Regions from separate parts of the Homo sapiens genome. Here region 2 is linked to region 1. A link is an interaction called in ENCODE POLR2A ChIA-PET data of the cell type or tissue named here. Cell type or tissue: OCI-LY7. All regions are shown on one strand.

The links. Peaks named below come from ENCODE experiments on the same cell type or tissue, not always from the same donor. Only the 100,000 strongest peaks of a DNase experiment are listed, where the experiment ranks them.
Region 2: POLR2A ChIA-PET joins it to region 1 with 14 read pairs; 2 of 35 experiments call an interaction of 5 or more read pairs at or near these places.

The regions. Positions count from the first base shown.
Region 1 is chr1:200,751,902-200,754,401 of GRCh38, forward strand. All of the region lies in intron 1 of CAMSAP2 (calmodulin regulated spectrin associated protein family member 2), which reads left to right. Among named protein-coding and RNA genes, the nearest start is that of CAMSAP2, 14 kb to the left of the region's middle. In OCI-LY7, no CTCF peak of the experiment used is centred here; no DNase peak of the experiment used is centred here.
Region 2 is chr1:201,018,094-201,020,593 of GRCh38, forward strand. All of the region lies in intron 1 of KIF21B (kinesin family member 21B), which reads right to left. Among named protein-coding and RNA genes, the nearest start is that of KIF21B, 4.4 kb to the right of the region's middle. RefSeq lists enhancers at 1,348-1,642, 1,748-1,847. In OCI-LY7, no CTCF peak of the experiment used is centred here; DNase peaks (open chromatin) are centred at 1,508 and 2,208; H3K4me3 peaks cover 1,513 bases; H3K27ac peaks cover 2,500 bases.

The DNA of each region.
Region 1 (2,500 bases):
CTGAGCCTCAGTTGACTCATTTGGAAATAGCAGAGTTGTGGTTTACTGACGTGGAAGCACTGGATTGGGGCAGACTTATTGTGTGCAACATGGGCCACATTAACTTGGAAATGCCTGTAAAGCATACAAGGGAAGATATCACAAACATAATCTGTGGCTCAAAGGGGAGGTCTGGGCTACAAATCCAAATGTATTTTTTTAATTTTATCTTTCACTTTAAATTAAACATTAATGCATGACCGTTGGGGGAAAAAAAGCATTAAAAATGACCATAGAGTTCTTTCTCTACATGTGTACACATAATTATTATTTACAAAAGAATTATATTATTTTTAATCTGATTTTTAACATTTTGAGCACAGTTTCTTCAGGTAAATATAGATTCCTTCTGTGATATGTAACTTTACTGAGCATATAATATTGCTTAATGTATCTATACTGTAAATTATTAACCTGGTTCTTATTTTAATATATATAGATGGTTTCTAATATTTTGCTACAATAAGCAGCACTACAATTAACACTCTTATATGTCTTTGTGTAATCACTTAGTAAAATTCATAATTCATAAGAAAAAAAATTGGGAAATTTAACCTTGACGTGATACTCTTATCTGATTCACAGCCCGTATTCAGATTTGCCAATTATGTTGATTTTCATTATTGCTATTTTATTTCCCAATTCAGGATCATGCTTTGCATTTAGTTGTCATGTCTCCTTTTTTTTTTTTTGCTGAGATGGAGTCTCGCTCTGTCGCCCAGGCTGGAGTGCAGTGGCGCCATCTCAGCTCACTGCAAGCTCCACCTCCCAGGTTCACACATTCTCCTGCCTCAGCCTCCCAAGTAGCTGGGACTACAGGTGCCCGCCACCACGCACGGCTAATTTTTTGTATTTTATAGTAGAGACGGGGTTTTGCCGTGTTAGCCAGGATGGTCTCGATCTCCTGACCTTGTGATCCACCCGCCTCGGCCTCTCAAAGTGCTGGGATTACAGGCGTGAGCCACCGTGCCTGGCCTAGTTGTCATGTCTCTTAAGTCTCCTTTAACCTGGAATAGTTCTTCAGTCTGCCTTTGTCTTTAATGATATTAACACTTCTGAAGATAGAGCACCAGCCTGGGTGTGGTGGCTCACCCCTGTAATCCCAGCACTTTGGAAGATTGAGGTGGGCGGATCACTTGAGGTCAGGAGTTTGAGACCACCCTGGCAAACAAGGTGAAAACCCATCTCTACTAAGTGGTGTGTGCCTGTAGTTCCAGTTACTTGGTCCGTGCTTGTGGTTCCAGCTACTCGGTAGGCCGAGGCAGGAGAATTGCTTGAACCTGGGAGGCAGAGGTTTTAGTGAGCTGGGATTGTGCCACTGCACTCCAGCCTGGGCAACAGAGGCAAAACTCCATCTCAAAAAAAAAAAAAAAAAAAGATAGAGCACCCTTAGCTGTGTGCTGGCTGGATATCAAGCCCCTTCCTTAGGCATTGTCTTAGCTCTTGCCAAACTTTTGCCTGTGTGTCTGGTACAAGCAGCCAGTTCTCTGCAGGAGCTGACTGGGTGCCTCCTTCTTTGTGTTCCTCTTTACTCTGGAGTGCTGGGCCCTGGTTTAGCAGATGTCCCCCTCCACCCTTGGTTCAAATGACTGGGACAATGATGAGATCCTTACATGGGTGCTGGTATTGATAGGAATACCTAGACAGTAGGAAAAAAACAAATTACACAGAGTCCTGCCCTCAAACAAGAGCTGATGGAGACCCAGGAACTGGAGACCATCTCCTAAACCCCTACTACTTCTGCCCTCTGGTGCACCCTATCTTTTGGCTTTCTTCCCTCTTTCGTACTTCCCTTCTTCCCTCTCTTCCATTCACTCTTCCCTGCTCCCCTCTGGCAGACCCACTCTGTACTCCTCTTGCTTGTCACTGCCACTACCACGACCACCAGTTGTCTCTCTGTCAGCAGATGTGCCGTGTTGCCTCTCTGCACAGTACCATCCCTGCATTCCACAGAAGACTTGGGCAAGGGTGCCTGAGAGGTACCCAGAGACAAATCACGTGGCAGCCAGGCAGCCCCAGAGCAAAGATATTCAGACAGATGAAAGTCTCCTTACCCCCATTTCTTCCAAGATCAGAACAGCTTGACATACTCCTTCATACACAGTGATGCCAGGAAGGCAGGGGAGGCGTGGGAAGTCTTCCTTCCCAGTACCTGCAAAATGTCTGAGCATTATGTTGATTTTTTTCCTTTATTAAAATGTACTGTTTAATCTTATAAGAACAATATGCCTGTTATTTTATAGAATGTCTCTAAATTTGGATTTGTTTAAGGTTTCTTTATTCAAGTTTGATAAGGTTCAAGTTATAGAAGCCTGGTAGACTACTGCAGAAGAGATGTTGTAGTCTCAGTAAATCATATCAGGGGACACATAATGTTTGTTCCAGTATAGGTGATGTTAACTTTGATCACCTGGTCAAAGTGGTATCTGTAGTTTTCTCCATTATAAAATTATTTTTCCAC
Region 2 (2,500 bases), 270 kb after region 1:
CAGAAGACATTGCTTTCCTCCTCAATGTTCTCAATACTTTCTAGAGGGTAAAATGAAAGGCTAGGAGACCTAGCACACATGGGGTTCCGCCCTTTGGTGTGTGTGAGGTGGGGGGCCAGCAAAAGACTTGGCTGCCCCCAGAATATCCTTCCTGAGAGAGTGCCAAGGTGGAATTCAGGCAGGAAGACACATGCCAGGGATGGCTGCAGTGATCTAAGAAAGGGAGAATGTGGCTGGAGAAGCTCCCCAAACACAAACGATGACAGCACGGATTTAGGAGCTAGGACCATGGTGGTGCCAGGCAGCCCCATGCTGCTAAGCAATCCCATACAGGAGAATCTGGACAGCCTCAGCCCTGCCACACATCTGCACAGCACCATGTGCCTTTCCATTTTCACTTTCCCACATTCATGTTCACGGCCACTGTGTGTAGTAAAGCATTTGAAGAAACTGAGGCATAGAGACTTCAAGAACACAGCTAATTAGCACCTCAATTAGGAGGCAGCTTAGAGTTGCATGAAGAGCATGTGTTCACAACTGAGAATACCCTGGGTTCAAATCCAGCCTCCTCCATTTGCCACCTGTGTTTGTGCATCTATATGATGGGAATAACATCAATCACCTAGCCAGCTGAATGGGATGCTGTAGGCACAGAGTAAGTGTTCAATACATTATAGTGCTTAGCCACCTCCTGGTTCATACTCCTCTCCACCACACCATGCATTCTGCTCTAAATTAATATATTAATCAAAGGACTGGAGGTGAATTCAATTTACTAAATAGTTCACTAAAGCTTAAACTACAGAGACATCTCTTAGGTACACTTACATTAGGGCCCATTTTATTTTATTTTATTTTTGAGAAAGATTCTTGCTTAGTCACCCAGGCTGGAGTGCAGTGGTGCGATCTCAGCTCACTGCAACCTCCGCCTCCCAGGTTCAAGTGATTCTCCTGTCTCAGCCTCCTGAGTAGCTGGGACTACAGGCATGCGCCACCATGTCCGTCTAATTTTTGTATTTTTAGTAGAGATGGAGCTTCACCATATTGGTCAGGCTGGTCTTGAACTCCTGACCTTGTGATCCACCTGCCTCAGCCTCCCAAAGTGCTGGGATCACAGTCATGAGCCACTGCGCCTGGCCTAGGACCCATTTTTTTTAAAAAAACATTTTATTTATATTCAATTCCTCAGGAATCTACTCTGCATTTTGTTCCCTCCAAAGATTTTATGTCCGTCTTCCTCCAAGCCACTGCTCTTCACAAATGAACAAACCAGAACACAGCAGTTCCCATTTTCCAGTGGGTAAAACTGAGGCCCACAAAAGACAAACAGGGAAGGTGCCCCATGACGAAGCCAGTGGATGAATTGCATCAGTTCCTGCCCTGCCCTTTGCCCCCAGGGTTGCAAAAATAAGCATGCCAGGCACATATCACCTCTGCCACCTCCCTGGCCCAGGCCTGGGCCCCGCCTCACCTCCACTTGGAGGTTTTCAAAAGCTGAGATCCAATCAGGCAGGCAGGCTGGGTGGTGGAGGGGGAGGTTTCCGGGGCCTGTGGTTACTACACTCCACTTCCTTATGATGACATAAACCCTATTTCTGCAGCAGGAGGCCACCACCAAGATTCTCAGGTCTCCACACAGCCCACATGAGGCCCTGTATGGGCCTCAGTTTCTGAGATCTGTAAACTGGACACAGGTGGCATTGATTGGCATTGACTGGCTTTGGGACTCGGAAGGCACCCCAAATACCCATTCCCCCACAGTTTCTTCTGTCTTCTTCAGTCTTTCTCTCCCAAGCCACCACTGCTCTTGGTTCAAAATTCAGACAGTCATTGACCAAGATTTCAGAGTAGCCTAGAACTAGGGAAATAACTGCAGCTAGAGAACCCAAATGGGAGAGGGCTGGGGTGCAATCTAACATTGTCCCTTGGGTCCCTTGGATCCCCCCCAAACCCCTACCTATCCCCTACTTAACCCTGTAGTATCAACAGATGGATGCTGGGCTGGCCAAGCACCGCCAAGCAGACTAAAGGAAGGAAGCTTAGGGAAGCCAGGCAGAGATAAGAGGGGAGGGGGCTAGGCAACACTGAGGTCTCCCCTCATGGTGGGGGCTCAGAGCTGGGGACTTGAAAGGGTCTTAAACAAATTTGCCATGTGACTTAGCTTCCTTCCCCAATTTCAACTTTGCCAACTTGCATTTCTTAACAGCTACCCCTTTCTCGCCCCATTTGTCAGGCCTATATCTCTGCAGCCTGGGGCAGGTCACAGCTCCGCCCCACCTCTCTCTAGCCTTGCTACACACCTCCTCCCCCAGGTGACTGCCAGTTCTAGTCCAGCCCAGGAAGCTGAGAATCTTTACAGTACAAGGGGATTAATGGATAAAGGGATCACAGGGCAGGCTGGAGAGGCCAGCCTGGGAATCCCTTGGTGCAAAGCCGACTAGCCTGGGTTCAGGGACAGATGGGCCAGATTCCATCTAGCTGGGGAGGCCACAAGGTGGGG